2 separate regions of the Mus musculus genome follow, and region 1 is linked to region 2. A link is a loop called in an ENCODE intact Hi-C map of the cell type or tissue named here. Cell type or tissue: left cerebral cortex. All regions are shown on one strand. Links, peaks and the distances in the headings refer to the core of each region. The heading gives the core; the rest is flanking DNA.

Region 1 (10,818 bases), core at 1,655-9,654, 260 kb before region 2:
TATTGTTCTTACTAATGGGGCATACAAATATAGCCATTTTGGAAGGAAGGATTTAAAACAATTTAAGAAAATAATAAAAATATCAAAGAGTAAACTCATGACAAATGTAGCTTTTTTTCTAAGCAGACAAGTCATATGCTTTTCAAAAATCCAAATATATGTTGGGTAGAAGGAAATTATATTATGAAAAGTATTTGCTTGGTTTGGAGTAGTTCAGTGCTAGAGCACTTGCTTAGCACATGTATATAGTTTTCATCCCTATCATTAACAAAAGTATTTACAGAAATATTACTACACAGTGCTAGCAGTAAGGATATTAAAAAGCACATTTAAAACTAAATTGTTTTTGTTGTTTATTTTTTTGAGACAGCGTTTCTCTATGTAGCCTTGACTGTCCTGGAACTCACTCTGTAGACCTACCTGTCTCTATCTCTTTCCTCTGCTGGGATTAAAGGCATGTGGCACTAGGCTACAAACTAAGTCTTATTACAAATATTCATTGACATATAAGACTGAGTCTGAGCTCAGAGTGCAGAGGCTTAAGATGCTTAAAAAGTCATAGAGCAAGATCCTGTTTTGATTTGTACACAAAAAACTTTGTACAAAGATTTGTCTTTAATGTTTTCAGAAGCTGTTTAGAAACTCATTTAGGATATTGAGTTTCCTGGATATTATTAAACCTTTTTACTCCTATATTTAAGCCTTATGTGAGCAGAGTATGGAGCTGAATTAAAAGGACTTTCTTCTTGATTTTAAAGAGCAGATTTTAGAAATCTCTGGAGAATTTGCCAGGAGCCACATAGTGAAGTCTGGGTTACAATTTTTGGTTTCCAGTAGATTTGTGCTCAGCTAATTTAGTCTTAGGAGAGATGTATATAGAATTGTTGAAATTATCTAACTCCTCAACACAAAGAATACTTCCTGGTTTTATTTCTTGTGTTATCTATTTTGTGTCTCAAAAATTGGCTTTTTTTTTTTTTTTTTTTTTTTTTTTTTTTTGCCATGTGAGCATGCAATTCGTTTCTTGGATTAGAGAGAAGTGCTTTACTCATGTGGTTTGGAAAGGCTTCCTTTCCTAGTTGTTTTCAGAGTGGGAGGCACTCCAGTCTGAAGGTCAGAGAAGTCATGACACATTATGGGCAAGCTCATCATCTCCTTACTTCACAATGATTTCAGAAGAGCATGATGCAGGCAGCAATGTAAGTCTTGGTCATGATGTTCGGTGGCAGAACATTTGGGTTTCCCTACAGGTGGAATCAGTAGGAAGTGAGTCATTAGTCATTGCATTTTTTGAAAAAGTAAGAAGAGAAAAAGTTTAGAGTGAAATTGAATACAGGCTTATAATTCACTTCTGTCATCCACAAGGGAGGATGATGTTCTGCATTAAGCTTGTTCACCAAAAAGGCTCACAAGAGCATGGTTCTTATGCTAAGTGCCAATTAGAAGAGAATAGAAAGAAAACACGTGGTTCTTGAAGTCTTTATTGGATATTATTTACGTTATGAATGTGTAAAGATGCATTGTGCAAACACATCTTTTTTTGTATGACTAAAGATTCTGATGGAGAAGTGCATAGAGACAGTGGTGGTAATGGGCAATGTGGAGAGCTAAGTAGTTAAGGAATGGGAAAAGGACACAGGAAATAATGAGTGCTCTTAATGGGTCAGGAGGAAAGGAATAGAAATCGCCTTACCTGAGAAACTGAGCTCCACTTCACTGGTCTGCACAAGAGCAGATAGTTTAATTTGCCATGGGTTTGCTGGATCCAGATTCCCATTCAACAAATTTCCCAAGTGGAGATGATTTCAAGAGTTGGAATCTGAGTGACAGACAAGACCCTTCAAATGCCGTTGTGTTTAGTAATGGGAAACCCTTTGCAAAGTCAAACTCTGACTAGGAGTTGTATTTCAAAAGACCAAAATCTGTCTCAATACAAAAATCTACTTCTTTGAAGGTAAAAAATTCTTTGAATTGAGTGATTCAGTGTTCAAGACTCCCACATCAGAAATGCAGATGTGTGGGGAGAAACAATTCAGGGGTGCATTAATTTGATTTTTAGCTTGTTCAATGTTTTGGATTAAAACTTGTTTTCAGATCTAAAGGACTAACAGGACAAACAGGAGCTAACACATTAGGAATTTGAAATTAAGGGCCTTTCCTTGTTTCCAATAAACATGTCTGAAGAGTGTTTTTCAGGTAAGTCAGTCATGGCTTAGCCTCAGATACCTTTAGTTGTTGCCTGTTGGAGAACAGTGGTGAGAGCTTGCATTCCAAGATGTTGTGGGTATTCATATTTTCTATAATAATATGATTCTAGCTAATATAGCATTCCTAGATTTCATAATCTGGAGAAAAGTTGACAGCTTGGGAAGTCTAACAAATCATGAGGATGAAGAGAAAGGAGTATGGGTGTTGGACAGAAGGCTTTCCATTCTTCTGTACTATCAAAATAGAAAAATCACAAGGCTTTTCCCTCCACATACTCCACATACTCCTCCTTTTCTCTTCTCCCTAGTCTTCCCAGGAACAGCTGTTTAGTTGAGGGTCTCTTGTATTTGTGCCCAGGCTCCTTCCTGCGTCTTAGTCCAAGTTGCCACATGCATTCCTAAATTAGCAAATGTATGTGGCTGGCTTTGGTCTCCTATCCAGTCTTTGCTGGCATACTAGTTTCTGTGGACAGTATTGGGTGAGAAGCTTTCTTGCCTGCTTTTTGCCTGATGGTTGCTTACTGCACATAGGTTCAAAACTGCAAACTCAAAAGCCTCCGAGATACAGCAGCTTTAAGATTGCACTGAAGCATCCCTGAAATTAACGGCAAATATTCTCTCTTGTGAGGAGTAATTAGGAAGCCAGCGTTGGTCTTTGAACCAAAGCAGAAAGGGCTCAGTGAATGGCTTTGACCAAGTAGGATGCAGTTCCAAACCCACACAGCTCTCAAGACCTCAACACACATAGGTTTCTAATTTTTCTTTTCCACAACCTTCCTCAATTTCCAACGACCAAGGGTTCAGCCTTCTTTCCTCCCCTCAATATTTTTGATTAGGGGCTCAGTCCAGAACTGAGTCCAGAACTGCTTCCCTGATCTCCAGACACCAAGCACACCTAATTAAAGATTGCCATTGGCCATGAAAATATCTGTGAAACGAGCCTGTATGGGATCAAGGATTTTTAGTCCTCTAGGCAGGGCTAGGTGGACTTCAGAAAGTGCCAAGAAAGACAAGGTCTCTGGAGTTTACTCACCAATAATCTCAAATTCTCTACTGAGTTTTTCACTCTACTGAATGGGATTGACTTCAAGTTGTATGATTTTGGGGTACCCAGGCCCAGGGAGTAAGAGTGTCAACAACCCAGATACTCCATTGAACTGGACGCAAGCTAGTGCTTTTGAAGGCTTGCTTACTTTTCTTTCTTCCTTCCTTTCTTTCTTCCTTCCTTTCTTTCTTTCTTTCTTTCTGTCTGTCTGTCTGTCTGTCTGTCTTTCTTTCTTTCTTTCTTTCTTTCTTTCTTTCTTTCTTTCTTTCTTTCTTTCTTTCGTGTTCACCACAACTCCTAGCTACATTTATTTCTTGCTTATTTTTCTTGCTTGTGGGTTTTGCCTTTAACAGACCTTGAAGTCAACCAAACTCCCCACATGGTGGCTCTCTTGACTAAAAAGTTGGGCATTGAATTGTAAATTTTAAATGCGTAGTCCTGGAGATTTTTAAATGTCTTTCCAGATGGAACTCATTTCAGAATTCAAGTGGGAGGCAAAAGTGGGAATTTTAATGGAGTTCACCTTTGACTCAAAAGTCAGGAGAACCACTGTAGGCAATAGTTTTGGACAAGTTTGTTATGAAAAGCAGTCCTGCTGGATTATCTTTCCTGTTCACTGCAAGCTCTTTGTGTGAGGGCCAGGAAAGGTGGACGCTGAATATGTAGTTCAGGGATGTAGTCACCCCAACCTAAGATAGCAGACAGATATAATATAACACAAAGAGAAACATCCCCTGTGTAGAAGTAGTTTGTTGATAGTATTCAATCTAAAGCTAGGAGGAAACTAAGAGGAGACAGGCAGCTTTGGATCATTCAAAGTCAGGAAATAAGGAAAATTTTTGATAATTGGGGAAAGTATTAAACCTCAAACAAAGGTGATAATAGCATTAAAAGTGAGAAATACTGTGGCTTGGAAAAAGTACTCAGGACTAACAGCTTATTTAAACTTATTTAAACCCAAATCACAGTATAGGCAGCAGCACTCGTACTTAATTCTCTCTCTCTCTCTCTCTCTCTCTCTCTCTCTCTCTCTCTCTCTCTCTCTCTCTCACTGTGTGTGTGTGTGAGAGAGAGAGAGAGAGAGAGAGAGAGCTTCAGATAGTAAAAATGCACACTAACTGTTATTGATGCTTCTATTTTCCCTTGAAAAGAAAGGCTCTCGAGATTTCCTAGTGGACCAGAAATTTCTGAATCTTCTGAAATTACTCAGGTGCTTAGAAGGTCCCCAGTGAATGTGATCTTTTCTCATTGCTTTCTTCTTTTCATTTTATTTTTAGTTAAAAATATTAACTATCCCCCAGGGAAGGGTTCCTGGTAGCAACCTTTATCAAGACAACTTGTGCAGGGAATCCTCCTGCATTCCGAGTCTATATTTCCCTAAACAGAATTCAACATGTAAGAGAAATTCAAGAGACACACGTCACACCCTCACAATCTTAAATTTTCAATTATTGCAGAAAACACAGTGACATGGTTTCAATTTTTAAAACTAGTAAGAGCCACGGAGAGTGTGAAAGTGTGTAGACAGGAAAGGTAAAGATCCATCTGAATACTAGGACTAACTCAGAAGAAAAAGCTTTGCACTGAGGCAGGGATTAAGCAGGTTCTGAGCACTGGGACATTCGTGGACACAGAATCCAAGGGAAGATTAATATGAACAGCGGGGTGATTTAGACAATGAACTCCCACAGTAAGAGCACCACTGCCAAAGCTTCAAATTTAGAGGCTGTGGTGAAAATTAAACCAGTGGCAAATTTCAACATTTGCAGCATCTGCGCCCAAATAGTTCAGCACCAAGAGCCTGGACAGCACCACAGGCTCTCATCCTAGTCTCATCCATCAATCTATTCAGAGACAGACTGTCAACCCAGCCAGACTCATTAGATATTTACTGAAAATCCTTATAATTCTTTCCTTTAAAACACAAAACGACTTCCATGTTTAGTAGCCTATTTGAAAAAGCATATGCAAGGAATTGAGAGATCAAAATTAAAATTATTAATAGGAGATCTTGATGGTGCTTAAATCTAGAGATCAGAGTTGTCATTGGTGGGGGTTGAGTGAAAATTAAGAAAAATTAGGGACTCAATAAAAACATGACTTCACCATTCTCTAAATTCTACGAGTTCTTTACTTGTCTTTGAGAAATCAGTGAAATCGAAAACCATCAAAATAATTGGACTTCTTAAAAATTGGATTGTGTGAGTGAAAGGTGTTTATCAGAAGCGGATGACTCCGGATCTTATCATCCTGGAGGACTGCACAGAATAGTTAATATGTTCCTTGAGGGACTAGGATGCTGACGTCTTTTACTGATACCGGATCATTACGTGACTGGGGGAGAAAAAAAAGGAAGTCATATCATGAATAAAAATCGGAGTGCAACAGTGCAACCAAAATATTCTGTACTTGAAGGCAGAAAGATGTTGACAAAGAGGTGTCTCCTGAAACCACGTTCGGACAGCTTATTTTGTTAACTGCATATATAAAAACGAGCAGAAGGCCAGTCACCTCTGTCAGCAGCAGAAGCAGCAGCATCTTCAGACGCAGCCTGAGACCTCAGAGCAGAGAAGGTGCCTCCGACTCCCGACTTCCGCAAGCTGCCAGATAGTCTCCCACAGAGGCCATCTTCCCTCTCCCCCCCCCCCCCACTGACTTTTCCTCTTTTCTTACCCATTAGCTTCTTCTCCCGGTGGACTTAAGTCCACTCTGCTCCCCCTCCCTTTGGCTGCTCGCCTACTCTCTCTTCTACATCTCTCTCCTCGCCCACTTCCTTCGGTGTCACGCTCCCTCCTAGTTTTGTGCGTCTACAAAGTTTTGAGCGGAATTTTAGCCTCGGCAAACAAGTCTCCCCAGCTCCTTCAGCTAATTCCCGCGGCTTCTCTCCAGACACCAGCTCCAGACAGTGACTGATGCTTCTCGGGTTGTGATTCCAGCGCAGAAACTCGAAGGAGCCTTTGCCCGCTGTCCTACTTAGTCAACCCTTTCCTAGACACCGTAAGAGTCTAATAATAAGGGGTTTGTGTGTGTGTGTGTGTGTGTGTGTGTGTGTGTGTGTGTGTGTGTGTGTGTGTTGGGATTCTTAGCATACTAACCGATTGATTGACTACAGGCTCCCTCCTTGTGCTGCCAGCAGCATCAGTGTATTAGTTAGCCTTCTTTAGTTCAAGGTCTGGCTAGTTACTGGGTGCTGGGCACACACAAAGCTATTTTTTCGAACTATACCAAGAGAGAAGTAGTTGGACGCCCCAGCGTGGCTAACTGGTGTTTAACACAGGGAGTCACAGTTTCACTGGCTCCCCAGCTCCCAAGAGTTTCTTCGGGTTAGAAGGTAGAAAGCCAGGAGCGATTTCACTCACTGCATACCCTCTTTCCTCTCCTGCGCAGAATGACCATGTGTAGCGGAGCAAGGCTGGCCCTGCTGGTGTATGGGATAATAATGCATAGCAGTGTCTCCTGTTCACCTGCCGCCGGACTCAGCTTCCCTGGGATCAGGTAAGTGCTTCCCTAATATAAGTTAGGTTTTCCCTTAGCCAGACACCCACTTTGGTCACCTCCCTGCAGATCTGGATGTCAGGCTCCTAAACATCGCTTCCTGAGCACCTAGGCATTTCTACAGCCTTTGGTTAGGTGGACCCCTTTGGGTCCCTAGCTAAGCCTGAGGATCAGACAGGCTCTAGTACAGCCACAGACTCCCTCCTTACTCACCAGTGGAGCCCAGGGACTCAGGTAAAGAGAGTGAGTTTCCTATCTTTGTAGAAATCTTCCCTGTGAAGGTGGCAGGGTGCGCCCCCCTTCCGGCTTAGCTTTTCTTTCTTTCTTTCTTTTTTTCTTTTTCTACCTATTCTTTGAGTAAGTTGGCAAACTTCAGTTCCCAGATCAAAGCCCGGGGCGGGGGTGAGAGTGATGCTCTCCCCACTTTGCTTTGTTACTGCCTAGTCTGGACTATTGGGGCGGGGTCTCTCGCTCCTATGTCCTTCCTGTTGTCTCGTTCGAATTCTTTCCCACTGGAAGAGCTTTCTTTAAATTATGCCCTGTTTCAACTGGAGTTGGAGCCCTAGAATTCCTTGGGGTGGGGGTGTTGCCGACACACGGTTAAGGAAAAGCTATTTGAGAGACGGAATAACGCAAGAAAGAGAAAGCAATGGAGGGAGAAGAAACGGATGCGAGGGAGGGAGAGAATGCCAGCAGGCAGGAGGGGTTGGGAGGACAGCCTAGCTCAACTGGGGATGCAGAAAACCTGGCTTTTGTCTTGGCTTCTGATTCTAATAGTGAAACGCTGCCCAGGTTCCCTGTCGCAGCTCCAGAAACCCTCACACGTATTCGGGACAGTAGAAATGCGTGGGGCCGAGTGGCGTGTGTGCCGGGTGGCACTCAGGGCAGCCAGGAGAGCGCGGCGTTGAGCTGACTCTTGGAGCCCCGCCCAAGACCTCTGCCTTAGGGGTATCTGACCATTGATGTTTTGGCAGACAGAAATCCTAGTTTCTGTAACAGGATTCCAGCATGTGGTCGCAGGGCAAAGCAGGGGTGGCCAGAAAGTCTGGGACCTGGGTTGGGGTATCCCTGGGGGGGGGGGCTGGTTATGTCGGTGCGGAGGAGTTTCTCTGGCCTCTCCTGGGAGGGCCAAAAGGCAAGCAAGAGCCCGCCCCAAGAACGATTGAATCCTGACTAGTGAAGGTTATTTGTCCGGATTGCATTCTGAGTACTCCTGGAGCCCAAAGCCACCCGACTTTGCATTTTCGTCCTCTTTTGCCTGTCTTTTGTCCCACAAAGATGCGATATGTGAGGAGATGGTGAGGTCATTGGACACCTACGGAATGTCAGTCCAAGTCCACCCCTTTCCTTGCTCTTTGAGGTTGAGATGATACCCAGCCTCCCCGCCATTGCTAACAGATAGCAGGAACTCTTTGTTTAATTGACTCGAAAGCTCTTCTTTCACCTCCAGCTATTCTCAAAGTTCCGTGTGCCTAGCACTTTTCCTGGGTGATAGGCTCTGGAGTGCTCTGCCACACCACAGTATGAACCAAACTAGCTAAGTTTAGGGACATCTATTATTCATGTTCCTAGCAGATTCTCTTCAGCCTAAAATAGATGCTGGAGGTTCTCCGTGACCTACATCTGCGCAGGGAAGGGCTCCCCTGGGCTCAGCGGATCGGATGGGGGTGGCTGCTGATGAAGTTGTCCTCCTGCATCCAACCTATCCACTCATTCCTTCTATTCTTCCCTGGGTCTCCCCGTCTCCGAATCATATCATTTCTTAGGATCTGTCTCATGAGAGCTACATGCTACTTAGGGGAGCCTGGGGCAGGTGAGGGAGAAAGCGGGTGTTTTCCTTGGCAGGTGTTGGGGTCTACACGGTTGTCCAGTGGCCCTGGCGGAGATAGTTGTTTCTCCTGAGGAGGTGTGAGCGAATTTCCCTGCGGTACTTCCAGTAGGAACTGCTGCTGGGTGTAGTTCCCTTACCTTGTTCCCGGGACCATTCTGGAAGTAAGGGCAATTCTCCATGGGAGACCATAACGAAGAAGGAAAATCAACTGGACTTTCTTAGAACTTGGCAGAACTAGGAAGTGACTTTTAATGACCCTCCTTTTGGCTGTCCCGCAGACCAGAAGACGAGGCTTACGACCAGGACGGAAACCCGCTGCAAGACTTCTATGACTGGGACCCTCCCGGCGTGGGGAGCCCCGCCTCCGCGCTGCGTGACGCTTACGCCCTTTACTATCCAGCGGACAGGAGGTACAACCCGCCCGGCTTCCGCCTGTGGCTTGGGCCTAACCTGGCAGAAGGGACCGGGTAGGGGCTCTAAAAGTAGGGCTTTTTCTGTTAAAAGAAGGGTCTTTAAGCCTCCCTTCCCATGAGAGCTACAGAAAATTAGCAGTCAGATCCCTGTGGAGCCCAAGCCCCACCACGGGACTGAAAGCTCTGAGGCCAGGGAGGTGTCAGTGAGTGTGCGACTCTGTAGGTGGGGAGCTTTTGGGCCACACTAAATACCACCTTCGATTCACCCCTGGGGAACTTCCCTAAGTTACTCCCAGGTCCCGTGTCACTAGTGGCTGTTGGGTCATCCTTCTGACAGACCCAACAGTGTGAGCCTTAGCTATCATTTGAAGGGCTTGAGGCAGTGAGTGACCCACGTCGCATTCTTTGTTTCCCCATTAGAGATGTCGCCCACGAAATCCTTAACGAAGCCTATCGAAAAGTCTTGGACCAGCTGTCCGCCAGGAAGTACCTGCAGTCGGTCGTGGCCAGGGGCGCGGGGTAAGAGTTTGTGAAAGAGTTAACCTTCGAATGATGCACACGCCTTGGTGGGTGCCCGTGTAGAATCCGGATGGGGAGAGCTGGGGCAGCTTTTACGTTTGTGCGCGCCCAAGCGCCTGAGGGTGTGTCTGCGTCCTGGCAAGGAGGTGGATACTACAAGCCTTGGGCGGAGTTCTCAAAACTGGGCGTTTAAATTTGTCCTAAGAGCCAGAGAGAAGGTAAAAGGGAAAGAGGGTAGGAAAATTGGGGGTTGGACTCTTGTTCAATGAGAACAAAGTCAAATCAAATAACCTCCTTTCCAGGTTCGTGGGAGGGTTTGTCATAATTGAGGGGAGGAGCACTAGGTTTACTATAAAGGCAAACCGAAGGAACAAAGTCCCCAAATTTGTATACTTAAAAACATATATGTACTATATGGCCAGACGAGCCCAGCGCTAAGGTCTTGCGTGAAGTCTGTGTCAGCAGAAGGCAACATTTTAATAAAGCCCAAGGGGAAGCTGATTACATTTTAACCATGAATAATTCATGCGGTGAAAAATATTGCCTGCAGCCTGTCGCCTTATATCACTATCACGTTTTTTCAACTTACATGCGCAAAGAGAGAAACGTGCCCACGTTTGCCTAGATTTGAGTAATCAATGATCTGATAGAAGCCCACCGGCCTTTAGGGACCCTTGTATGTCGGGTAGTGCAAAGGCAAAAGTCCGGACAATTTAGCTAGAGTCATGTATAGTGTAATCTTGAAAAGCAATGTTTAGAGAAAAGCTTGAAGAGCACGTATTCTATGAACGCCTGGAGTGCTTCAGAAAGATCTAGAAAAATATGAAAGAGCTAGTGCCAGAAAACTGGGAGTGGAAAAGAGGGACTCTGGGGTCTCAGTCACAGTATTCCCGCCAGCGGGTGAGGAGCAAAGGAGGGCTGGCTGCCCAGTGCAGTTAGGAATCCTGCCTGCTCCCAGCGGGCTCCCACATGGGGGGTGGGGCCCCCTTGTTTTCCCTCAGCGACTCAATGTGTCTCCCGCCCCGCCCCCACTCTCCGCCCCCTCTCCTTGCAGGGAGAACCTAGGCGGCAGCGCGGTGGACGACCCGGCGCCCCTTACCAAACGCCACTCGGACGGCATCTTCACAGATAGCTACAGCCGCTACCGAAAACAAATGGCTGTCAAGAAATACTTGGCGGCCGTGCTAGGGAAAAGGTATAAACAGAGGGTTAAAAACAAAGGACGCCGAATAGCATACTTGTAGCAGATCAGCTGCCGGCTACCTTGTGTATAAAATGAAAAGTCGTTTTCCAAATTGACTGACCAGT
Region 2 (10,818 bases), core at 1,013-9,012:
CCTCTTCTTCCCCTCTCCTAATCAGTTCCTTCCCATCCTCTCACTCCTATGATTATTTTGTTCCCCCTTCTAAGGGTGATTCAAGCATCCTTTTGTCTAACTTCTTGTTTAACTTCTTTGAGTCTGTGGGGTGTATCATTGGTATTCTGTACTTTATGGGTAGTATCTACTTATCAATGAGTACACACTGAGCATGTCCTTTTGTTTCTGGGTGATCTCACACAGAATGATATTTTCTAGTTACATGTATTTGCCTGCAAAATTCATGATGACCTTATTTGTAATGGCTGAATAGTATTTCATTGTGTAAATGAACCACATTTTCTGTAACCATTCTTTGGTTGAGGGACATTTGGGTTGCTTCCAGTTTCTGCCTATTGTGAATAAAACTTCTATGAACATACAGGAGCACATGTTATTGTGGTATGATGGAACATCTTTTGGGTATATCACCAGTAATACTATAGCTGGCTCTTCTGGTAGAACTACTTTTTTTTTTTTTTTTTTGAGAAACTGCCAGATTGATTTCCAAAGTAGTTGTACAAATTTGCATCCCACCAGAATCGGAGGAGAATTCCTCTTTCTCCACAGATTTATCAGCATGTGTAGCCCCTTGAGATTTTGATCTAGGACATTCTGATTGGTGAAAGGTAGAATCTCTGATTCATTTTGATCTGCATTCCCCTATGACTAAGGCTGTTGAACATTTCTTTAAGCGTAGACCATTAGTGATTCTTCTGTTGAGAATTCTCTGTTTAGCTCTGTAGTCCATTTTTAAATTGAGTTATTGGGCTTGTTGGAGTCTAATTTATTGAGTACTTTTTGTATGTATTTTGGATAGTAGCCCTCTGTCAGATACAGGGTTAGTGAAGATCTTTTCTTAATCAATATGTTGTCATTTTGTACTATTGACAGTGTTCTTTGCCTTATAGGAGCTTTTTGCTTTCATGAGGTCCCATTTATCAATTGTCTGAGCCCTTAGTGTTCTGTTCAGGAAATTCCGTCTTGTACCAGTTGTTCACAGCTGTCTTTTTATTATTATTATTATTAGATATTTTCTTTATATACATTTCAAATTTCAAATACTATTCCATAAGTTCCCTATACCCTCCCCCCACCCTGCTCCCCTACCCACCCACACACACTTCTTGGCTCTGCCATTCCCCTGTACTGGGGCATATAAAGATTGCAATACCAAGGGTCCTGTCTTCCCAGTGATGGCCGACTAGGCCATCTTCTGCTACATAATGCAGCTAGAGACATGAGCTCTGGGGGTACTGCTTAGTTCATATTGTTGTTCCACCTGTAAGGTTGCAGACCCCTTTAGCTCCTTGGGTGCTTTCTTTAGCTTCTCCATTGGGGGCCCTGTGTTCCATCTTATAGATGACTGTGAGTATCCACTTCTGTATTTGCCAGGCACTGGCATAGCCTCATATGAGACAGGGCCCCTTCATCAAAATCTTGCTGGCATATGCAATAGTGTCTGGGTTTGGTGGCTGATTATGGGACAGATCCCCAGGTGCGGTAGTCTCTGGATAGTCCATCCTTTTGTCTTAGCTCCAAACTTTGTCTCTGTAACTCCTCTTCTATGCTTATGGATAGGTAGGATTAACATAGTGAAGGTGATCATTTTACCAAGAGCAATCTACAGATTCTATACAATCCCCATCAAAATCCCAACACATTTTTTACAGACCTTGAAAAAGCAATTCTCAATTTCATATGGAAAAAACAAAAAACACAGGATAAACAAAACAATCTTGAACAATAAACGAACATCTGGAGGAATCACTATGCCTGACTTCAAGGTGCACTGCTAGTGATAATAACTGCATGGTATTGGTACAGAAACAGACAGGTTGATCAGTGGACTCAAATCAAAGACCCAGAACTAAACCTATACACCCATGGACACAAAGAAGCCAAAGCCATACAATAGGAAAAAGAAAGCATCTTCAAAAACAGAGCTGGTCTAACTGGGTATCTGAATGTAGAAGAAAGCAAATAGATGCAAATTTATCATCCTGCACAAAACTCAAGTCCAAGTGAATCAAGGACGTCAATATAAAACCGGATACTCTAAACAATATCAAATTGTATTTTTTAATTCAACTTTTCATTTACTTTTTTCAGTATTTATTCTATTTTTATCAAGCATATTAATCACAATTATTCTCCCCCTATTCCAGTTTTGGGGATAGAACATAAGGTACGCAGAGGAACAGATTCTGTTATAAGAAAGGAAGACCTGTGGATAACAATAACCACTACCCAGAGTTTAGACTATGTATTACATTATATATAAAAATTATTATTGCTTGTTATCAGATCTTTAGGTATATGAATACACTTGTTTAGAAGATGAATACTGATGTATGAATTCATGGTGTTTTTTAATTCACTTTTAAATGGCTAATTAAAACAAAATGGCTCCTGAATAATAAGAGAAAAAGAAAGATAGAAATAAAGAAAACTGGATGTCAGTTTTTAATTTTAGGGAGCAAATACATAGATATAGTATTCTTTCAATACATTTGTGTCTTTATTTCTTTTTGTCTATCTGTCTTTCTTTATATTTGGATTTTGGAGACAACAGTTCCCCACCCCCACCCCACCCCCCCACCCCCAGCCATCTTGCAGCCCACTCTGAAGACCAGTTTCAAACTCAGAGATCTACCTATTTCTCCCTCCTGAATACTGAAATTAAAAGCATGTGTCACGATCATATGACTCAATATTCTCTTATTTTATAAAAACTGAAGCTTTATGGTAGGTGTTCAGGATAAAAATTTACAAATAAGACACAAAACTGTTGAGGGAAACTAATGAAAAGCAGAAATACATGAAAGAGAAAGAATAATTTAGAGTAAAAGAGAACAAATAGATATATGTGATTAACTATAGAATAAAAATACCAGAAATTCAAAGAATAAGGGCAAATCAGTATTAGGAAAAATAAGATTTGGACAGAAACTGGAAATATTACCCTCATTTGCAGATGTTAGCTTATTTTTCAAAGATCAAGGTTGATGTATAAATTTTTATAATAAAAGTTGCAACAACATAATAAGGTAAAGTCTGAAGAATTGAGTAAAACATAAGATCAGTAGATTTCTATTCACAAATTCTAATTATCAAATACCATTTTATTCACAGAACTTAGACATCAGAAACAGAGCAAAAGAATTTCAAAGATGTTAAGTTAAAAATTTCAAAATACAAAAACCTTGGTGATATGTTGTTTTTTTGGGGTGCATTACCTTTTCTTTAAAATAGCCCTTTTCTTCATTTACATTTCAAATGCTTTCCCGAAAGTCCCCTATACTCTCCCCCACCCTGCTCCCCAAACCACCCACTCCTGCTTCCAGGCCCAGGCATTCCCCTGTACTGTGGTATATAATGTTCTCAAGACCAAGAGCCTCTCCTTCCATTGATGGCCTACTAGGCCATCCTCTGCTACATATGCAAATAGAGAAACAAGCTCTGGGGTACTGGTTAGTTCATATTGTTGTTCCTCCTATAGGGTTGTGGAGAAAGAAGAACACTACATTGCTGGTAGGATTGCAAGCTGGTACAACCACTCTGGAAATCAGTCTGGTGGTTCTTTAGAAAATTGGACATAGTACTACCAGAAGATCCAGCAATACCTCTCCTGGACATATACCCAGAAGATGTTCCAACTTATAATAAGAACACATGTTCTACTATGTTCATAGCAGCCTTATTTATAATAGCCAGAAGCTGGAAAGAACCCAGATATCCCTCAACAGAGGAATGGATACTGAAAATATGATACATTTACACAATGGAGTACTACTCAGCTATTAAAAAGAATGAATTTATGAAATTCTTAGGCAAATGTTATTTTTAAAAATATATTTTATTCATTTTTTGAGAATGAATACATGTATTTTTTTCATAATATCCAATCATACCCTCTCAGTCAGTTCTTTTCGGGCATTTTCCTATGGTTACCTTTTCATTTCAAGTACTATTTTGAAAAATCCATTGAGTCTACTTAGTGCTGGCAGTACATGCATATGTAGGATCTGCTGAAACATGTGTAAGCTATCAGGAACTACACCCCCAAAGAAAGCTGACACATTGATTTCTTCTTTTTTAATGTTTCAAGATGTACAAAATATGAAGATGCCATTTCCCCAACTGGTTGTGCATTTAATCACTTCTGTGGTAAATTCTCAGTAGTAGTTTGCAGGCTTTGTTCAAGTAATTCTAAAATTTACAAAGAGTAAAAGTTGATGAAAAACAACGAAAATTCATACTAAAATAATAACACAAGGCAATATGTACCTTTGAAATATTTGTTTCTGGCATAGATACAGAAATAGAAAAACAGATGCATTAATTAGAAAAGTCATTAGCCTACATATTCACATGTGCATTCATAAAATTTGCTAGGTCACGTTTAAAGCTCAACACTAAAGCTGTAAAAAAATTAGAGAATGTCCATACGTGTAAATGAGGAAGTGTTTTTAAAGCCATAATACCCATTAAAAAAATAGATACATTGATGCTTACTTGCATTTATCTACAACACGAATACTTTAAGTTTAAAAATAAGACACCAACAGGAAAAAATCAGCATAAAAAATTCAACTAATTTTTTTCCCAGTTATTTCAAGATACTTTATTTTCACAATGGGTCACAACATAAGCTTCTGGCCCATTCTGCCAATGTACAAGCAACAAACGATTGCTCAGCAGCTGAGGGGCACACGTTAGTATCATGTCTGAAAAGTGAATAAAAAAATCAACTAATTTTAAATTGATATAAGAGTCACCAACAGGTGATGGTGGAGAGATAAAAATGAAGCATCCACACCAGAGGAGGATGCTCAAGTGGCCATTGACATATAGAATCACTTGACCAACTAGAAAACTTCAAATTACAAAGTAATGAGAAGCTTTTCTATGTGAGCTGGGTCCCTGTGACTCAAAGATCTGTTCAGAATGGAAACGTTCACAGAGTCCTTGCTAATGTAAAATCTCTCTTATACTTTGGAAAGTGTGTGTTGATGTAAGGTATAAGGATATTGAACACAGAATTGCATGTTAAGTGTAAAATACTGGAAGCTAATACAAATCTCTCAGGAAGGACAGGTAAGTATGGCATCATCACATAATGGAGCATTATGTAGTTCAATAATGTATATTAGTAAGGTTTTACTACTACATGATTTAACTACATATATATATGTATATATAGTATATACAGATATGCTTTGTAGTTGTATTGAATACTATTTTAAAATTTTCTTTAAATTCTTTAAGGAATATTCTTTCAGTTTGGAGAGAATTGGAACTTTCAGAGTAGAAATGAGAAAATGGCAATAATTCTTGATTCAGAACTGGCAAAATGGCTCAATGGTAAAGGCCCTTGCTGCCAAACCTAGTGACCTGAATTTGACTCCTTAGAGCCACCATGATTTAAAGAAAAACCCACTCTATCAAGTTATCTTCTAACCTCTACATCTTCTGTGGCACACATTCCTCAAATAAATAGATATAATAATAAAATAATAACTGTTATTGTTTTTTTATTTTTAAGGTACCTTAATTTGTTATTGATCTTTTGTATGGTAAATGTGGCTGATTCTCAAGAAATGCAAGCATGCTTGAAGGTAATTCAGAAAAGGCACTTGACCCTTGACCTAGAATTGGAGGTTTCAGGTTTGTTGGTGATTTTAAATTTTTTTCCTTTCTTTTTTATATTAGTTTTAAAAAAAGACAAAGAGATAAATAAAATTTTATTTTGCTTTGAGACTATTACATGTATAATTTAGATAGTAGCCAGCGTTATTTTCTCTGAGAAGCTAAATGAAGGCATAGAAGGAGGAAAGAGCCATCTGTTTAAAAGAATATCATTGTCAAGAGCACAGTTGTTTGAATCTCTTTTATGTGTACAAGATTCCAGCAGCAAAGGGCTATTCCTGGACTTCAGTGAGTCAGGTGAAGGCTGGTGGCTGCTGAGCCTAGAGATAGAACGAGACTGGGGTTGTTATAGAAATCTTTGCCATACATAAGGCCAAACCAGTCTTTACTAGCTCAGGAACATGTTGTGGAAGCTTTAAAGCACAGGAAGCTATACTTTATTACATGGGGATTTGTAAACTTAGGATTTGAACTGTGAAGTCATTATATCCCAAATTATTTCATCAGGAAAGAAATGATTGCATGTAGCATTCAGGGACACAGGGGTGTCTAATGAAGGAGGGAATCTCATCTACAGTTGAGAGTAACCGCTTGGTTGAATCCAGGCTGTGTGTGAGAAGATGTCCACACGTTTGAGTCTCTGACATTCAGTTTCCTGAGTACTCTTTCATTTCTTTGTCCTCAGCATCTGTGACTAATTTTGGAGAAAGTTGATCAACATTCAGCCTCATTCTTACTGGTGAACAATCTTAGATTTACATGGCCAGACTCAGTTTCCATAACTCAGGCAATCTATAAAAACATTATTTTTGGTTTTAATTTTAAAATTTTTTTATTTGATATTTTCTTCATTTACACTTCAAATACTATCCCAAAAGTCCCCTATACCCTCCTCCCACCCCGCTCCCCTACCCACTCACTCCTATTTCTTGGCCCTGTATAGACCAACCTTATTTTAAATGAATAATAATAAAAAAATTGAACAAATCTCCACTGAGTTCTTGGTAGGCTTCCAAATCATTTGGGATGCTGATATGAAGTAAGAAAACATGTTGAAACACATAATTTCATGTTATTTTTGATAAAATTTTAAAATTGCTCCATCAGTTTACAGAAGAAGCATTCAAGATTATATTGTTGTTGTTGTTGCTATTTATTGTGCAAGGTTATGAGTGTGGGCATGGCCATACCATATCATGCATATAGGAATCAGAGGATAATTTTCAGGAGTTGGTTCTCTCCTTCTATTTTGTTGATGAATGATTTGCTATATTTCTTCCATGCTTTATAATTTGTGTTCTCCAGTCCATGGCCTTTTGAATAATTCTTTTGTCTCTTCCATCTTGCTGTAGGAGTGCTGGAATTAGAGACAGGCATCAGGCACTAAAATATATTTGTGTGTGTTTGTGTGCACTCACATGTGTGCATGCACATTCATGTGCATATGACCCCATGAGCATCATGGTATGCAGGTGGATGTCAGTAGGTAACTCATGGGAATCTTTTTTTTTTTTTTTTTTTAATCTTTCCGCCATGTGTGTTCTGGTTATTGAACTCCAGTCCTCAGGGCGGGCAGTAAGCACATTAATGCCATATCCTAATGAAGCATGTTGCTGGCCCCATGTTTGACACTTTTGGTGTGAGTTCAATAATGGCACTCAGGGTTGTGTAGCAAATATTTTTACTTGTTGACCCATTTTCACTCAAGACATTTTAATCTGGTTAGTATACCAGTTTCCTGTTTTTTGCTGTAACAAATTACCATAAACTTAGAGCTTTCAAAAACACTCTGCTTTATATTTCTGTTGGCCAGAAGTTTGAGAGGCCTCACTGAACTAAAACCAGTCTGTAAGGCTTTGCTCCTTGAAGAGCTGGTGTGATGCAGAACGGAAGGGATGAGACCCATTTTCCTTTCTCTCCTCTGTTTTAGGAAGGACTTATGACCTCTTCTTCTGACTCCAACAGTGTCAGGTGTGTTGATTTTCTCATTCCACTCTGGCCAATTCTGATTCTGTTTCCTTTTAAGAACACTTGTGGTTGCACTGAGGCCATACGGATGATCTCAGATAATCCTCCAATTCTGCTATCACTTTGTTAGATAAGTCAATTTCTCCTGGACTGATCTACTTTTCCATGAAAGGTTGCATAGGTCTCATGATTAAGATGCTGGCATTTTTATTGGATGGGGAGACACTGTTTCATCTGACACAGATGAAAAAGCAATTGTTATTAAATCAATTGTAAGTGCTTTGGAGAGCTCTAGGTAACTCTAAAAGCTGAAAAAGAAAATTGTGGCCATCTCTTGCAATGGAGCAAACACTCAGATTTCAACTTTCTACATGGTTGCTTTCTTTTCTTTTCTTTTCTTTTCTTTTCTTTTCTTTTCTTTTCTTTTCTTTTCTCGTCTCGTCTCGTCTCGTCTCGTCTCGTCTCTTCTCTTCTCTTCTCTTCTCTTCTCTTCTCTTTTCTTTTCTTTTCTTTTCTTTTCTTTTCTTTTCTTTTCTTTTCTTTTCTTTTCTAGAATCTTGTTTAAAAGGAAAGTGGCCATCCATCTCTTAGGTGCACAGGCTGTAGATTGCTACCTTGACTAAAACTTAGACATGAATAGCATAAAAATTATAGTTTCATATTTTTTTCTGTAGGCTTGAGAATAAACCATTTTGTATTTAGAAGAAAAAAAGCTTTGTTGCATAGGGTTCATATCTTGTTTGAAACAGAACAATTTGGTCACACAACAACTAGAAAAAGTAATTAGGATAATATATTTTCAAGCAGAGGGAGGATTAAGAATATTGTTTAAAAATATTTGATAAAAATACTAACTTTAATCTTTCAGTAGAGAGTCAAATAAACCTTGAGGAAGCCATCAACATTTGTGTAATTATTCTCCACAAGACTTGAAGGTTTTATACAGCTTGGGAGCCTTGTGCTCTACTGGGTTGCTTAGCTATGGCTCTTGTCTTTTTGGATAGTAGAGACTTCAATAATTAAAGAGATAATTGGTCTAATGTGGGTTTAATCTTTATGTTTACTTCTGGCTTTCGCTTAATTGCAATAGATATAGTAGCTATTATGCTATTTTGTTTAGAAGATAATTGGGAAAACATTTTTGTCCTTTTGTTTAGCAAAATATTCTAAAATAAATGTTTCTCTCGGAGTTTTCCTCTTTGTATAGGCTCCTCAGTGATGAGATAGACAAATCAATAAATTCACAGTTGTATTTCAGGTGTAATTCATTATCTTTTGTCTTGTCTCTGATTCTTTATTTTATATATTTTCTACTTTTGTTCCAATTTCTTGAAACTGCTGAAACAGATATCATTGAAGACTGGAAGAAGTCTTTGATCTTGTACTTTCTTGTATTTAATTCTGTTCTAGGTAGCTGAAAAATTGAAAACAAACAGGGACACCATGACATGGCCTCCTCTACTACCCCTCCAGATCTGAAAAGGCCCCTGCACATGCTGATAGCTTGCAAATGCAACTGTCTAGGTTACATACAAAATGAACATAATAAGTTTTTATTTCCCTTGGTGATACACCAATAGCTACATTCAACTTCTAATAGCCTGCAATTCAGTAATAATAGCTTGGTTCAGTTTAGTTTATTGAAGACATAAAATTACTTGGCAGCCAGAGGCTGAAATGCGTGGTTCAAGAGAACAAGATTTCAGTGGGGACCACAGGACCTGTACATGGAGCGTGGGTATTCTCAGTGCTTAGCAACTATGATTTATTCATTTAGTGGGAAGCAGTGGCCCATCAACATGATTTATGCAATTACAGAGTGGGGAAATATCCACATACAGAAGGAGGTTTTTCAAAATTTGGTGCACATATTTTACCGTTTTAATAACTTTCCTTTTGGCAGAAAAATATTTCAACTTCTTGCTTTTCTCGGGAGAGAACTCTTCATTTTTATCCTTTAGGATATACAAGTAAATGAAATAAATAGAAAAAAACACCAAGTTTCTCTCTTCACTAACTGGCTCAGTAGCTTAAGCATTATTGATTTCCGCTGTGAAAATGAAGGATTTCCTGAATTCAGCTCACACATCTTAAAACAAGCAGTTCTACAGGGAATAACTTTATAAGAATGTATTTTTCTAGAAGCAAAATTGAGAAATATTATGGTTTGTCATATTAGACATGAGGGTCTATAATTGGGTTTTAGAAAGTTTAGACAATGTTGAAAAGGAAATGCATCATATTATCATTTAACTTTTATATTAGTGTCCCTTTGAAAATGGAACCAGGCTGTTATTAATGAGCTGAAATCACTAAATGTAGCTACTAGTATATCACAGTCTACTCTAGAGAACTTTGTGAGCCTTTATTATCATATGAGAAGTGGTTAATGGCCACCAGTACAATTCTGAGAAACTTTTCTGTATGAATCAAGATGAAAATCTCCCTTCTTTAACTATAATTTAGATAGAGACCACGTAGGCACTGATAGCATTATCTCTCAAATGGAAAATATCTCACATACTTTGAGGGTCTTCTGGATTCTCAGAGTTTTGTTTTCTCTTTCTTTTCACTATGTCATAGGCATGTTGTAAGGAACAAACAGAATAAACTGCATGAAGAAGAGTTGGTTCACTTAGGGGAACTTTGTGAGTCTTTGGTATTATCTGGGAATTGTGCTAGTGGCCACCAAGAAAGCTAAGTGCTTAAAGTGTTTCTTTATTGGTCATGGTGGAATTCCATAGAGATATTTTACCAGCTTCTGTTGCTAATGATGCCAGTTGTAGCTAGGGATGCATTATGAGATAGGGTGAGATATAGTACTTGGATGTAAGGCATCTGAGATGGGAGACATCCAATGTTGATGTTGTGTAATACTAAAGTTTTAAAACTTTAGTCATCTCAGCTGGATAAACACAAAGAAAGCCCATTGATACTGTCACAGGCTTGCTTTCACCCAGTACATTCAGAAACTTGGGACCAACTAAAATTTAATAAAAATTAACAATAATAATAATAATAATAATAAAAAATATTTTATCAGTTTATCCTGTTTGATCCTTACAACATGGCTGTGATGCCATAATAAGGCAGAAGTTCACAAGTCCATAATTTTATATTTATTATTATTGTTGTTGTTATTGTATTTGGACACTGTATCCTTACTGACAAATGTAG

What was found. Hi-C counts contacts between places; a loop is a spot of excess contacts. Peaks named below come from ENCODE experiments on the same cell type or tissue, not always from the same donor. Only the 100,000 strongest peaks of a DNase experiment are listed, where the experiment ranks them.
Region 1: a loop joins it to region 2, with 4 times the contacts of the local background. A loop is called at or near these places in 2 of 42 quality-filtered maps.

Annotation. Positions count from the first base shown.
Region 1 is chr17:93,193,374-93,204,191 of GRCm38, forward strand. Adcyap1 (adenylate cyclase activating polypeptide 1) reads left to right here and starts at 5,795. Exons shown (of 5, transcript NM_009625.3): 1 at 5,795-6,249; 2 at 6,640-6,747; 3 at 8,857-8,988; 4 at 9,412-9,510; 5 at 10,565-10,818. The coding sequence starts at 6,641. The coding sequence ends at 10,754. Gm32465 (a long non-coding RNA gene) reads right to left here and starts at 8,888. Exons shown (of 3, transcript XR_385916.4): 1 at 8,716-8,888; 2 at 1,694-1,819; 3 at 968-1,244. In left cerebral cortex, for the core only: a CTCF peak has its summit at 3,636; DNase peaks (open chromatin) are centred at 3,672, 4,732, 6,033, 6,519 and 4 more places; H3K4me3 peaks cover 3,873 bases; H3K27ac peaks cover 2,838 bases.
Region 2 is chr17:93,454,656-93,465,473 of GRCm38, forward strand. No RefSeq gene overlaps it. Among named protein-coding and RNA genes, the nearest start is that of Gm25935, 210 kb to the left of the region's middle. In left cerebral cortex, for the core only: no CTCF peak of the experiment used is centred there; a DNase peak (open chromatin) is centred at 5,960.